Regions from separate parts of the Homo sapiens genome. Here region 2 is linked to region 1. Evidence: chromatin contacts called from ENCODE Hi-C or POLR2A ChIA-PET data. All regions are on one chromosome and are shown on one strand. The core of a region is the stretch at or near the end of the contact, and the rest is flanking DNA. Distances in the headings are between cores, read along the strand shown.

Region 1 (7,749 bases), core at 2,439-4,938:
TGATCATGGTGGATAAGCTTTTTGATGTGCTGCTGGATTCGGTTTGCCAGTATTTTATTGAGGATTTTTGCATCAATGTTCATCAAGGATATTGGTCTAAAATTCTCTTTTTTGGTTGTGTCTCTGCCCGGCTTTGGTATCAGAATGATGCTGGCCTCATAAAATGAGTTAGGGAGGATTCCCTCTTTTTCTATTGATTGGAATAGTTTCAGAAGGAATGGTACCAGTTCCTCCTTGTACCTCTGGTAGAATTCGGCTGTGAATCCATCTGGTCCTGGACTCTTTTTGGTTGGTAAACTATTGATTATTGCCACAATTTCAGAGCCTGTTATTGGTCTATTCAGAGATTCAACTTCTTCCTGGTTTAGTCTTGGGAGAGTGTATGTGTCGAGGAATGTATCCATTTCTTCTAGATTTTCTAGTTTATTTGCGTAGAAGTGTTTGTAGTATTCTCTGATGGTAGTTTGTATTTCTGTGGGATCAGTGGTGATATCCCCTTTATCATTTTTTATTGTGTCTATTTGATTCTTCTCTCTTTTTTTCTTTATTAGTCTTGCTAGCGGTCTATCAATTTTGTTGATCCTTTCAAAAAACCAGCTCCTGGATTCATTGATTTTTTGAAGGGTTTTTTGTGTCTCTATTTCCTTCAGTTCTGCTCTGATTTTAGTTATTTCTTGCCTTCTGCTAGCTTTTGAATGTGTTTGCTCTTGCTTTTCTAGTTCTTTTAATTGTGATGTTAGGGTGTCAATTTTGGATCTTTCCTGCTTTCTCTTGTAGGCATTTAGTGCTATAAATTTCCCTCTACACACTGCTTTGAATGCGTCCCAGAGATTCTGGTATGTGGTGTCTTTGTTCTCGTTGGTTTCAAAGAACATCTTTATTTCTGCCTTCATTTCGTTATGTACCCAGTAGTCATTCAGGAGCAGGTTGTTCAGTTTCCATGTAGTTGAGCGGCTTTGAGTGAGATTCTTAATCCTGAGTTCTAGTTTGATTGCACTGTGGTCTGAGAGATAGTTTGTTATAATTTCTGTTCTTTTACATTTGCTGAGGAGAGCTTTACTTCCAACTATGTGGTCAATTTTGGAATAGGTGTGGTGTGGTGCTGAAAAAAATGTATATTCTGTTGATTTGGGGTGGAGAGTTCTGTAGATGTCTATTAGGTCTGCTTGGTGCAGAGCTGAGTTCAATTCCTGGGTATCCTTGTTGACTTTCTGTCTCGTTGATCTGTCTAATGTTGACAGTGGGGTGTTAAAGTCTCCCATTATTAATGTGTGGGAGTCTAAGTCTCTTTGTAGGTCACTGAGGACTTGCTTTATGAATCTGGGTGCTCCTGTATTGGGTGCATAAATATTTAGGATAGTTAGCTCCTCTTGTTGAATTGATCCCTTTACCATTATGTAATGGCCTTCTTTGTCTCTTTTGATCTTTGTTGGTTTAAGTCTGTTTTATCAGAGACTAGGATTGCAACCCCTGCCTTTTTTTGTTTTCCATTTGCTTGGTAGATCTTCCTCCATCCTTTTATTTTGAGCCTATGTGTGTCTCTGCACGTGAGATGGGTTTCCTGAATACAGCACACTGATGGGTCTTGACTCTTTATCCAACTTGCCAGTCTGTGTCTTTTAATTGCAGAATTTAGTCCATTTATATTTAAAGTTAATATTGTTATGTGTGAATTTGATCCTGTCATTAGGATGTTAGCTGGTGATTTTGCTCATTAGTTGATGCAATTTCTTCCTAGTCTCGATGGTCTTTACATTTTGGCATGATTTTGCAGCGGCTGGTACCGGTTGTTCCTTTCCATGTTTAGCGCTTCCTTCAGGAGCTCTTTTAGGGCAGGCCTGGTGGTGACAAAATCTCTCAGCATTTGCTTGTCTATAAAGTATTTTATTTCTCCTTCACTTATGAAGCTTAGTTTGGCTGGATATGAAATTCTGGGTTGAAAATTCTTTTCTTTAAGAATGTTGAATATTGGCCCCCACTCTCTTCTGGCTTGTAGGGTTTCTGCCGAGAGATCCGCTGTTAGTCTGATGGGCTTCCCTTTGAGGGTAACCCGACCTTTCTCTCTGGCTGCCCTTAACATTTTTTCCTTCATTTCAACTTTGGTGAATCTGACAATTATGTGTCTTGGAGTTGCTCTTCTCGAGGAGTATCTTTGTGGCGTTCTCTGTATTTCCTGAATCTGAACGTTGGCCTGCCTTGCTAGATTGGGGAAGTTCTCCTGGATAATATCCTGCAGAGTGTTTTCCAACTTGGTTCCATTCTCCACATCACTTTCAGGTACACCAATCAGACGTAGATTTGGTCTTTTCACATAGTCCCATATTTCTTGGAGGCTTTGCTCATTTCTTTTTATTCTTTTTTCTCTAAACTTCCCTTCTCGCTTCATTTCATTCATTTCATCTTCCATTGCTGATACCCTTTCTTCCAGTTGATCGCATCGGCTCCTGAGGCTTCTGCATTCTTCACGTAGTTCTCGAGCCTTGGTTTTCAGCTCCATCAGCTCCTTTAAGCACTTCTCTGTATTGGTTATTCTAGTTATACATTCTTCTAAATTTTTTTCAAAGTTTTCAACTTCTTTGCCTTTGGTTTGAATGTCCTCCCGTAGCTCAGAGTAATTTGATCGTCTGAAGCCTTCTCTCAGCTCGTCAAAATCATTCTCCATCCAGCTTTGTTCTGTTGCTGGTGAGGAACTGCGTTCCTTTGGAGGAGGAGAGGCGCTCTGCGTTTTAGAGTTTCCAGTTTTTCTGTTCTGTTTTTTCCCCATCTTTGTGGTTTTATCTACTTTTGGTCTTTGATGATGGTGATGTACAGATGGGTTTTCGGTGTAGATGTCCTTTCTGGTTGTTAGTTTTCCTTCTAACAGACAGGACCCTCAGCTGCAGGTCTGTTGGAATACCCTGCCGTGTGAGGTGTCAGTGTGCCCCTGCTGGGGGGTGCCTCCCAGTTAGGCTGCTCGGGGGTCAGGGGTCAGGGACCCACTTGAGGAGGCAGTCTGCCCGTTCTCAGATCTCCAGCTGCGTGCTGGGAGAACCACTGCTCTCTTCAAAGCTGTCAGACAGGGACACTTAAGTCTGCAGAGGTTACTGCTGTCTTTTTGTTTGTCTGTGCCCTGCCCCCAGAGGTGGAGCCTACAGAGGCAGGCAGGCCTCCTTGAGCTGTGGTGGGCTCCACCCAGTTCGAGCTTCCTGGCTGCTTTGTTTACCTAAGCAAGCCTGGGCAATGGCGGGCGCCCCTCCCCCAGCCTCGCTGCCGCCTTGCAGTTTGATCTCAGACTGCTGTGCTAGCAATCAGCGAGATTCCGTGGGCGTAGGACCCTCTGAGCCAGGTGTGGGATATAGTCTCGTGGTGCGCCGTTTCTTAAGCCGGTCTGAAAAGCGCAATATTCGGGTGGAAGTGACCCGATTTTCCAGGTGCGTCCGTCACCCCTTTTTTTGACTCGGAAAGGGAACTCCCTGACCCCTTGCGCTTCCCAGGTGAGGCAATGCCTCGCCCTGCTTCGGCTCGCGCACGGTGCGCACACACACTGGCCTGCGCCCACTGTCTGGCGCTCCCTAGTGAGATGAACCCGGTACTTCAGATGGAAATGCAGAAATCACCCGTCTTCTGCGTCGCTCACGCTGGGAGCTGTAGACCGGAGCTGTTCCTATTCGGCCATCTTGGCTCCTCGCCCACTTATTCTTAATATTTATTGAAGCTACTGAAGAATCTCAGTTTATTATCTTGACCTTGTTATTTTGTTTTATATTTTTAATTTGTTCATTTTTTATGTCACTCTTATTACCCAAACTGTATTCTCTTTTGAGCCCATGTTGTAGAAGAAGATTAATCTTTGGAATTACAGAAGTTGCTTCTCTTAGTGTTTTCTCTCATTTCAAGAATTTGAGAAAAGGCCTATAGAAGGAAGCCATAAAATCGTTCTTGAGGGTAGTGTAATTTTCCCTATTTTCTGTGGTATACATTAGAGTATGACCTGTATTTGGATCTCAACTCTGTACTACTTCTACTCTGGTAGTCTTGAACAAATACATGTTTCTGTATGTCTGTTTCTTCATCTTTAAAATGAGATTAATAATTCCTAGCTCATAGTGTTATTTGGAGAATTAAATGAGATAATGTAAGTTAGTAATTTTTGAACACTGTTCTCTGGTACCCTAGAGCTGTATGGAGACATTTAATGGATCACTTGTATCTATTTTATGTTTAGGGTTCTGTAGAAGATTTGGTTTGAGAAAGAGGGTCCTGAGGCTCTCTCTTTAAAAACTCTTGAAAGCCATAGTTGTAAGTAAAGTGCCTTACACATGATAGGTGCCTTGAAGAGATACTAGTTCTCTTATGCAGGTTAGAAAATCTGTATAGCACTTCACTCCTTTTCCTCTTGGATGGTGCTCCCTCATAATCAGTATATTAAAGGGCTGTTACTTTTAACAGCTTTGTTGAGATGTAACTCACGTACTTTGCAATTCATCAATTTAAAACAAAACATTCAATGGATTTTAGGATATTTACAGAGTTGTTGCAACCACAATCTAATGTTAAAGCATTTTTGTCACCTCAAAAAGAAACCCCCTACCTAGTACCAATCACATTAAGTTGTTTTTGGACCCTATTTCCATTGTTCATTAGAAGCTGATGTTAATAAGTAAGTTACTACATCAAAAAGAGCAAAATGAACCAAATGCCTGTACTTACATAAGTCAGTGAGCCATGTTTTTTTACTGATTTATATAGTTCCAGAAATTAGAATCTGCTATGGCATTTAGCATACTTTATTTATTTATTTATTTATTTATTTATTTATTTATAGACAGGGTCTCACTATGTTTCCCAGGCTAGTCTCAAACTCCCAAGGCTCAAGCGATCCTCTCACCTCAGCCTCCCAAGTACCTGGGACTACAGGAATGTGCCACTGCACCTTAGCATACTGAGTTTTACATATGCAGTCACAAAATACTAGATTCTTTACGTTTTCCACTTCTAGAAGTTCGTTCATCTATTTTTATGACTTTTAAAAATGATTACTTGGTCTGTATACACCCCGTTCTTAGTTTCGAAATTCAGCAAATGCAAGTGCTTGTTATAAGCCAGGTGGTGGTAGACTCCTAGGGTTAAACAATTAATTAAACATGCTCTAAGGAGTTTACAGTTTTAGAAAGACACATAAACAAAGGACAGTAATATACTGTGATCTTTGTTATTATGATGAGGTGTATAAAGTGCTGTTGATACACAGATAAGGGAGTAATGAGTTATTTTGGCCAAGGAGGAGACTGGGAGAGGGTCAGAAAAGGGAGAGAGTAGGGATTGAAGGAAGAGTTGTAGAAAAGCTACAGAGAAGGTAGACGTTGAATGAGTAGAATTCACTGAGTAGATGGTAAGGAGGAATATATTCTGCAAAAGCTGAGAGAATAACTTGAGCCTAAGACTAGAGAATTAAAAGCAAACACAGTATTTAATGACAAGTTAAAGTTTAATGAAATAACTATTTGATGTGACTAGCGGAAACTGAATTTAGTGAATAGTGATAAAACAGAAAAGGTTAGCTGGATCAGAGGGCCTGAAAGTTAGTTTAACAGCTTATTTTAGCACCTTTCCCCTTCCATTCCTGACTTCACTCTGCAGATAACAGCTTTTCCCAAGCTAATATTCACATTAACAGTTCCTAGTATCATCATTGTCATTCCCCAAAGTTTTCTTTTTCTTCTTTCACTACTTTGTATCCCATATCCTTTCTCATGTAAATTATTAAATACCCGTCTTGTCCTTTCCATTCCCACAGCCACTACTGTGGCCTTTTTCCTAGAATCTCATATTTCTTTTGCTCATTTTTAGTATTATTGGTAGGACTTTCTCATTTCTAGGACTTTACTGTGTATCAATTTTAGTATTCAAACTAGCTTTATAGAGTAGCTAAAATAGTTCCTATATCAGAGAGTCTGAAGAATATGAAGGGCTGGAGAATTCATAGATAAGAGCTCACTGATAGGGAATCCTCTACATGCTGATGTAGAATATATTGTTCAGTGAAAGGAAAGGGCAGAAAAGTACAGTATCATACTTCTTGTGTCAGAAAGGAGGCGGATATTAGAATACAGACTCTGCTGATATTTGCACAAAGAAACTCTAAAAAAAACTAGAAGAAATAATAAAAGAAAATACCTATAGAAGCAGGTAGAAATGGGGTGGAAGAGGACGGGGTGAAAAATAAGGCTTCTCAGTATATGTCTTTTTATGTTGTATTCATTTTTGAACTATCTGGATATTTCATCTATAAAACTTTGGCCTTGCGTGCCACTGCAAGGGAGTAGCAGTGAAATGACTCTGATTTCTTGTTGCTCCATGTATCAAATTCACTCCTTAGTCTACTGTTTAGATGTTTCTACCTTGTGCCTTGGCATGATCTGTTTAACTGAAATGAACTATATCTATGTCCCTAAATCACTTTCAAACTTCAACTCAAAATATATCACTTCCTCCTCAATTGGCTATTTATTTCATTCTGCCTTTTAGCATAATGTATTTATGTTGTATATTTGTATATTGGTTCTACGTTGGTATTACTATAAATCCTAATATAGTTCATGAATGGTTTCCACTCCCACTTTGATTGTTTACACCCTTAATTATAAAAATTGTTTTTATAATTTCATGAATGGTTTCTACTCCCACTTGATTATTAACACCCTCAATAGTATCTGAATTATCTGAAGCATAACTTAAGAGTTATTTGATAATTTTTATTTGCTTTTGAGGATCTTAATATGTTAACTTTATTTGGATAATTTTAATCAACAAAATTTTCAATTAGGAAAGGTCTCACACAGCAAAGTTTTACTACGTTTCCGTTATCTTAAACTTCAAGATATTAAATAGGAAAACTAATAAGGAAAAAGTTTTTTTAAAAAAACAAAAAGGACAATAATTTAGTTTAAGGTAACTTTCCATCTAGTTAAGGTGAATATATGTGGATTTGCACACTAAAATAGTAAACATAACTTGACCACCTGACATGAATTTTGCATGGAGTACAATATGATTTGTATGCCAGTAACTAATTAATACAATAAGTAACAATTGTGTTTTTATCTTTGCTAATATATGTACGTTATGCAGAATTACTGCTGAATTTATCCATCAAATATGGTAAACAAAATAATCTGTTGGTTTTTTTCTATATTAAATATATATTCAAAAGTAAGACACTTTAAATTCTTTTAAGAAATGAAAGCCAGGCACAGTTGCTCACACCTGTAATCCCGCACTTTGGGAGGCTGAGACGGGCAGATTGCTTGAGCTCAGGAGTTTAAGACCAGCCTGCACAACATAGCAAAACCCCATCTCTATAAAAAAAAAATACGGAAAAATTAGCCAGGTGTGGTGACACATACCTGTGGTCTCAGCTACTCGGGAGACTGGGTTAGGAATGAGCCTGGGAAGTTGAGATTGCACCACTGTACTTCAGCCTGGTACTTCTGAACTGTACTTTTGACCTGTCTGAAAGAACATATCTTAAAATTGATCATAGAAAATAGAAACTTATAAGGTGAGTAGATCATTATGTATTTTAATGACTTAATATATTCTCATCTAATGTTTATTTTGAAACAGGCAAGAAAATTGGATGTATATTTTGAATATGAAGAAAAAATAATGAGCAAAACTACTCTGGATAAATCTCTTCTAGATATAATATCAGACCCTGATGGTATGTACCAAAAATTTGAGGTTAATGTAAGTTTCATATCTGACGAA
Region 2 (7,749 bases), core at 1,418-3,917, 340 kb after region 1:
TATTCAACACATACATTTTAAAATACGCATCTCACAAGCAATCTCAGTAGACTGAAGGCACCTAAAGCAAACTAGAAACCTTATTAAGTTAACCCAATAAAACATTTTAAATATATAACTCAAAAAAAAAAAAACCAACGCCATCATGAACATTTTATTCCAAAAGAATCAGTATGAAATAAAAAAGAGTCTAGAAACACTGTAGGACTTCTTCAAAACAAGGAAACAAACAAAAACTTAGGATGGCTAATAACAGTACTGTACCAATAGAATTGAAAGCAAGCAAGCAAGCAAAAGGAATCTACCTTAAAACACTGCTGCTGCTGTTAAGGAGACCTAGAAGGGAAAGCAAATGCTAGAGCAGGCAATAAAGGCTTCTTTAATATATAGTATAGGTTTTACTAATTTGGGCACAAGATATCTTTCTTCTCAGCTGCTTACATTAGTGAAGTTTATGGGTGAAAAATGCAATTGCTAACTTGAAGAGTGTTGAAATCCAAACTTGCATACAACAGTACAAAGGTCTAAGAAACCATAGCAGGGACTGGTGAAGTATTATTTAGTGAGCTTAGGCCTTACTGCATTTGTCAATCCAAATTTTAAAAACAAATGCCTTACTTACTTTACTCACACAGAAAATTAAGTTTGCAGTATGTAGTAGAAAGCTGTATACCAACAGAATTCTATAAATTTTAAGTATGTTAAAGCAGACTGTACACAACTTAAACCAGTTTTGACTTCAGCTTTTTTAAAGTTATGTAATTTTAAAGCCCAATATTATATCAAAACACAATTGTAAAGCACTGAAATGACTAACAAGTGTTACTTTTTTTTAAGACTTCATACAGTGTCAAAATACCCAAGTATTTTTTACTTTTGAAAAGTTTAACTTCACCCACTTTGTGGAGTCATATAAAAGTTTACTAGTTCAGAACCAAACTAAAGAGATGCATATTTGAGGACACCCTTTCTAGTTAATCCAATCCTCCTCCTTTCAGCACTACATTTGCCTAACGATTCACCATAGGCATATGACATATATGACAGCAAATACTGCTTACCCCCTAAATACACAACAGTCTGAAGAACAGGTGCAATACTATTTAGACACACGCTTTTTCCTTCTAAGCCTAAATTTGCCCTGGAAAGGTATTTAAAAATAAACACAAATACCCAAGAAAGTTAAATAACCCTTTCAAAAAGATGCAGCAATTTTGAGATCCAGGACATGAGCTGTTAACTACCAACAGCTTCCAAATGTGCAGCCTATCAAAGGTTCACATTATGAGGATCGAGTCAAGCTCAACTATGAAGGGTTCCGAGAACATCTCACTTTGCTTCTCCTGCAAGAGTAAGTAACATGATATAACTACGTTTCACTTCAAGGGAATATTAAATCTCTTCAGTCGTTTCATAAATACAGCATCGATCGTCTGGTTTGGTTTTTTTATAGATAAAGAAACGGATGGGGGAAAGGAGATCTAGTGGAGAGTACTGTAAAAAGAAAAATTCAGTGCTGAAAGCGTTGATGAGTCACTAAGTAAGGAATAACTACAGAGAATCCAAGTGAGTAAGGCAGCATCTCAGGTGAGAAAGTACTTAAAGTTGACGATGGGAAATAAAACTTCACAGGTCAGTCCCAAGTCACTGTGCACCCTAGCAGCCCAGGAAAGAAGCGTGGCTGTCAAGGGGCAAGCGCGTACCAAGTCTGAGGGAGGGGGCCAGATACGCCAAATCGGAAAGGGGGGTGGTCCGGAAAAGGGGGGTAAGATGCCTATCCTAGTCCCTCTCTTCGGGCTCTTCATCTCAAGAGGAACAAACAAGAGCAAACTCAGTGTTGAGAGGCCCCAAACCGGACTCTCCCACAGAGAGGTGCTCGGTCCCAAGCCCCGGAGGCCCGGGAAGGCCGCCTCCGGAGGAGCCCCCGCAGACGCCATACTAAAAGCCAAAATGGCTGCCCCGAGGAGGCCCGCACCGCGTAGCCAGTGAAGGTTGGGGAGCAAGCTTATGCGGGAAAGAGGGAGGGGGACTCCAGGAAAAGCCGTTGAGAGGACCATCACAACCTGAGCAGCACAGGTAGGTTCCGCTCGGCCTCCCAAGGCGCCGGCTCCGGCTGAGTGGAGTCCCCAGCCCCACCCCCCGGCCGGGAACCCAGCCGCCGCAGCTCCCGCACACCGACCCCAACGAGGTACCTGCAGTTCGGCCCGTTCCACCTCCCAGTGCGCCCGCTCCATCTCGAACCGAGCCCACTCGTGCTGGATGTAGTGCAGTATCCCCGGGATAGTGTACTGCTGCGGCCGGGACAGCTCGGGGCCTGCCGCGGGACCCGCTCCCTCGGAGGCCGGAGGACCCCCGCCGCCCGCCGCTCCGTTCCCCCCGGGCGAAAGGCCCAGGTTCCCCCCAGGTCCCTGCTGCTGCCGGGGAGGGGCCGCCATCCCCGGGCCGCCACCACCGCCTCCGGCAAGCTCGTCCATTGTGTGTGGGGCCCCGGCCGGGGCGCAGGGCGAGACGCCGACAGCTGGGGGAAGGGCCGGAGAGGGTGGCCCCGCGCTGGCTGCGGGGCGGAGGCCGGCCGGGAGAGGGGCGGGGAAGGGGTCGTTGCTGTGTGCCTGCCGTGGGTCAGAGCAGGGAGCTGCCGGCTGCCGCCATTACAATCCCTCCTCCATCTGCCCGTCTCACTCACTCACTTTAGGGGAAGGGGGGGCCTCGGCGGGAGGGGTGGGGGGAGAGTTGGGAAGGGGATAGGCGGAGGGCCGTCACTAGCGCACAGCATGCTGGGTAGCGAACGCAGCCTCACGCTTAATCGCCAAATAGAGTCCGGCCTCACCCTACGCCGGCGCACTGAGAACGCAGCCCGGGTCGCCGTTAGAGGGCGGGGAAAGAGCTCGGGCTCCGCCCCTAGGCCCGCCCTCAGACCCGATCCGGTGTCTGGCCGCAGCTACCGGACACCTGGGCTCCGACTCTGACTTTTGGAAGCGAGGCGGCCTTAGGCTTCCTGGTTATCAGTTTCCTTTTAGCAGGCCGTCCCCGGGCGCTGTTTCCTTCCCAGGGGTCTCTCACCCGTGTCCCGGCTTTCTGAGCTGGTTGTTAACCTGGCTGGTCGCTCTGGCCGACCGCATCCCGTCTCGGATTCCTGACGTTTCTTTTTCATTCTTTGAGTGTTTCAGGCAGTCCCAAGGGTGGGCCCTCTTTCCCTTCCTGTCACTCGCTCTGCCTCTGGTTTCTTAGAACCAGTCAGTTCTCTGCTGGCAAATAGCCAAGATCCTCCGGCTGTGGTTACTGATTCCTCGTCTCTGTCTTGAGCCTGGGCTTTGGTCCCATTTCTATGCGCTCGGTCGCCCGTCGTAACTTATTCCACTTTGCGTCCCCTCTTCTTTCCTTTTCTGGAATGGGTTGTGGGGGGGTTGGGAGAGGGGGAGGAGCGATTTTTTTTTTCTTGGGAGAAGAAGAGGTAGTGAATTCCTTTAGATCTTGACGATGATGGGTAGAGGGAGAGAAGTTTGAAGGAGACTGGCTAGACTAACAATTTGATACGGTAGAAATGAATGGGCTCACAAATATTGTCATCAATAGACTATTTTGATCGAAACAGAAAATAAAAGCACTGTGAGTACAACTTAAAATCCTAGATGAATGTTCTCCTGGGTCATTAAATGTTTAAGTGAATATGGCCGGGCGCGGCTGCTCAAGCCTGTAATCCCAGCACTTTGGGAAGCCGAGGTGGGCGATCACTTGAGGCCAGGAGTTCGAGACCAGCTTGGCCAACATTGTGAAACCCCATTTCTACTAAAAATACAAAAATTAGCCGGGCATGGTGGCGCACACCTGTAGTCCCAGCTCCTGGGGAGGCTGAGGCACGAGAATTGCTTGAGCCCAGGAGGCTGAGGTTGCAGAGAGCCGAGATCGCACCACTGCACTCCAGCCTGGGCGACAAAGCGAGACTCCGTGTCGGCAAAAAATTTAAAAAGTTTGAGGAATGTAACATATACATAAGAGACAAGGCTAATATTTTAAGTACAATAGTGGGTACTTTTATGTGCTTAGTTTCCTAGAAAATATCCTAATGCACTAGTGTGTTTCTAAAAATTAATATAGCTAAGAAGCATTTGTTTGAAAAATAAGACAAAAATAATTAACAACATAAGGAAATTAGGTTCAGTAATTATATTAATAGCGATGCAGGAAAATTGCATTGAAAATTTGTTACTTTTTAAAATTTTTTTTCTTTACTGCAAAAGCCAATAAAACTTGTACTATGGAGTATGCACTACCAACCAATCAGGAAGTAATTTCAAAAGAGATTAAGTAATGCATCTTATTTTATCACATCTGCTTTACTGTTATTACAGTTTAATGGAAAGCAGATTGGACCTGTTACTCATGCTGCCATGTTTTATTTCTATATGAAATGAGATCTTAGATTGCAGTACTATAATGTTAAGGACCATTTCTTCAAATTATTATTTTATTTATTTTTTTTTTTTGAGACAGGGTCTCACTCTGTTGCCTGGGCTGGAATGCAGTGGTGTGAGCTCTGCTTGTTGCAACCTGGAGCTCCCTGGCTGAGGTGGTCCTCCCACTTTAGCCTCCTGATAGCTGGGACTCCAGGTGTGCATCCACCAAGCCCAGCTAATTTTTGTATTTTTTGTAGAGACGGGGTTTTGTCATGATGCCCAGGCTAGTCTCCAACTCCTGGCTCAAGTGGTCCACCCACCTTGGCTTCACAAAGTGTTAAGATTACATATTTCTTCAAATTATTAAAGTACTATTTATCTTAGAGTTACCAACATACAACCTGTTTATTCATCCAATTCCTTTTTAGGGGGCGTCATAGCACATAAAAAGCTCAGAAAAATTATGCTGCCTCAAAGACATACACACACATACACACACACACACACACACACAGAGACATTTGTGGCCAGGTGCGGTGGCTCACACCTATAATCCCAGCACTTTGGGAGGCCGAAGCGGGCAGATCACTTGAGCTCAGGAGTTGGAGACCAGCCTGGCCAACATGGCAAAACCCCGTCTCTACCAAAAAGTACAAAAATTAGCTGGGCGTGGTGGCGCTTGCCTGTAATCCCAGCTTCTCTGGAGGCAGAGGGGGCAGTGAGCCGACATCATGCCACTACACTGTAGCCTGGGTGAAAGAGAGAGTGAGATTCCATCCCAAAAACAACAACAACAACAAAAACCATTTGTGAGAATGGTTGACCTGATGATAGCATCAAAAGAAGACTAACATGCACACTTATAACTGGTAACTTGAGCTTAAGGAAAGACTGGATTTCTTATCCTTTTTGTCTCCTCACCTACCCTCAAAACAAAAACAAAATCTCTACTTCTATTATCTACCTTATTAAGTGACACTACATCCAAACTTGAAGCCTAGCAGTCATTCTACTACCTTTCAGTCAGCCCCCACAAACCAATTTCATTCTCAGTAATATCTTTCCTGTGGATTCTATTGTCTCTCTTTATACTTTAGTTTAAACCTTCCCACCTCCATTCTACCCCCACTTTGCACTATCACTGCTGCCTGATTGATCTTCCTAAAACAAAGGTATGATTCTGTCATTCCTCTGTTTAACATAGTTTAGTGATTTCTAAATTTAGTATAAAGCCCAAATTTTAACATAAGCATATAAATTGATCTAGATCCATCCTACAGTCTAATCTACCATAACACTATCATGCCACCTCATTCTTCTCTTCAGCCAAACTGCCACTGTTTTTGGTTCCTCAAATGTATAATGCTATTTCATTCCACAGTAATTTAACACATGCTGTGCCCCATTGCCTATCTTCAAAACTCAGCTCAGATCAGGCACAGTGGCTCATGCCTGTAATCCCAACACTTTCGGAGACAGAGGTGAGAGGATGGCTTAAGCCTAGGAATTCGAGACCAACCTGGGCAACATGGCAAAACCCTGTCCCTACCAAAAATACAAAAATTAGCCAGAGTGGCCACGTGAGTCTGTAGTCCCAGCTACTCTGGAGGCTGAGATGGGAGGATCACCTGAGCCCAGGAGGTCCAGGCTGCAGTGAGCCATAATTGCATCATTATGCCACTGCACTCCAGTCTGGGCAACAGAGCAAAACCCTGTCTTAAGACAAACAAAACCCTTCCCCCACAAAAAAAAAAAAGAAAATACTCAGCTCAAGCATTATTTTGTCCAAGAAGCCTCCATATCCCTGAATTCTTTTGACTCACTATTCTATTGTAGTAGCCTCCCTCCCATGCTTATCTCTTTTTTTCTTTAATCTTTTTTTTTTTCTTTTTTGAGACTGGATCTCACTCTGTCACCCAGGCTGGAGTGCAGTGGCACAATCTTGGCTCACTCCAGCTTCAGCCTCCCCAGCTCAAGCGATCCTCCCACCTCAGCCTCCTAAGTAGCTGGGATGGGACCACAGGCATGTGCCACCATGCCCAGCAAATATTTTTGTATTTTTTGTAGAGATGGGTTTTCGCCATGTTGCACAGGCTGGTCTTGAACTCCTAGCAAAGTGCTGGGGTTACAGGTGTGAGCCACTGCACAGGGCCTTATCTAATAGTTTTTACACTATATTTACACCATCTGTGTACTGATCAGTAACACTGATACTAAACACTCCAAAAGCAATACTTACACATAGTGAGTACTCAATTTTTGCTTTATTCCTTTCTATTTTTTGTACAGAGGGAATCTCACTATGTTGCCCAGGCTGATCTTAAACTCCTGGGCTCAATCTATCCTCCCAGCTCAACCTCCTGAGTAGCTAAGACTACCTGTACACAACATCACTCCAGGCTATTTTTTGTTTTTAATTTTTTGTAGAGATGGGAGTCTCACTGTATTGCCAGGGTTGATCTCTAACTCCTGGCCTCAAGCAGTCCTCCTTCCTTGGCGTCCCAAAGTGGTAAGATTACAGGCATAAGCCACTGAGCCCAGCCCGTTTTTTTTATTTTTTAAGAAGTACTGATTGGCTACGATTTTTCAGGTGCTCTACTGCTCCCTGCTGATCCACTGTGACCCAGACACGTAATCTCTGCCTTCACAGAGTTTCTAGTCTAATTTTAGGCAAATACTTAGCACCAACCACTCTGGCTTCCTCAATATTTTGTCCTGATCCGTCTTGAAACTACCTTTCTTGAAACTTCAAGTGTGCTGCCTATTTAAAGAATTCCAACGGAATGTGACTACGTTCATTTTAATCATGGTTTTATAAATATCAGTAATGCAATTGATATGGTTTGGCTCTGTGTTCCGACCCAAATCTCATCTCCAATTGTAATCCCCACGTGTCAAGGGAGGGAGGTTATTGGATCATGGGGACGGTTTCCCCCATGCTGTTCTCGTGATAGTGAGTTCTCAGGAGATCTGATGGTTTTATAAAGGGCTCTTCTCCCTTCAATTTCTCCTGTCTCTCCTGCCCTTCATGTAAGATGTACTTGCTTCCCCTTCTGCCATGATTGTAATTTTCCTGAGGCCTCCCCAGCCATGCAGAACTGTGAGTCCATTAAACCTCTTTCCTTTATAAATTACCCAGTCTCAGGAAAGTTCTTTGTAGCAGTATGAAAACGGACTAATACAGCAGTCTTTGACTTCATCCTTCTTAGACCATAAAGTCATTTATCTGAAGGATTGCAGCCTTGTAGAAGGGAAGGACCTCTACCCCTCTTGTTCAAAACTGTACCCCAAGAGTCTGGGAAAGGGTGGATCTTCAAATGTTTGATGAATAACTCAAATTTAGACTAGACTAATA

What was found. A loop is a pair of places that touch in the nucleus more often than their neighbours do. ChIA-PET counts read pairs that join two places held with the same protein, here RNA polymerase II (POLR2A).
Region 2: a map of CD8-positive, alpha-beta T cell shows a loop between it and region 1 (4-fold over the local background). The contact joins the promoter of STRN3 here to the enhancer-like site in region 1. A Hi-C loop is called at or near these places in 1 of 168 maps with a recorded cell type or tissue (CD8-positive, alpha-beta T cell). POLR2A ChIA-PET finds 5 or more read pairs at or near these places in 2 of 52 experiments (AG04450 and WTC11).

The regions. Positions count from the first base shown.
Region 1 is chr14:30,687,168-30,694,916 of GRCh38, forward strand. SCFD1 (sec1 family domain containing 1) reads left to right here. Exons shown (of 25, transcript NM_016106.4): 15 at 7,606-7,702. Among named protein-coding and RNA genes, the nearest start is that of SCFD1, 69 kb to the left of the region's middle. RefSeq lists enhancers at 3,104-3,193, 5,378-5,937. Within about 2 kb of position 3,689, at least 8 of the 41 ENCODE cell types and tissues checked have a DNase peak (open chromatin) inside an H3K27ac peak, as active enhancers do; they include CD8-positive, alpha-beta T cell, where a contact is called at or near this core.
Region 2 is chr14:31,023,712-31,031,460 of GRCh38, forward strand. STRN3 (striatin 3) reads right to left here and starts at 2,668. Exons shown (of 18, transcript NM_001083893.2): 1 at 2,193-2,668. The coding sequence starts at 2,474. AP4S1 (adaptor related protein complex 4 subunit sigma 1) reads left to right here and starts at 1,938. Exons shown (of 6, transcript NM_001128126.3): 1 at 1,938-2,076. RefSeq lists enhancers at 1,617-1,716, 1,787-1,896, 3,007-3,166 and silencers at 1,886-2,067, 2,207-2,466, 2,557-2,876.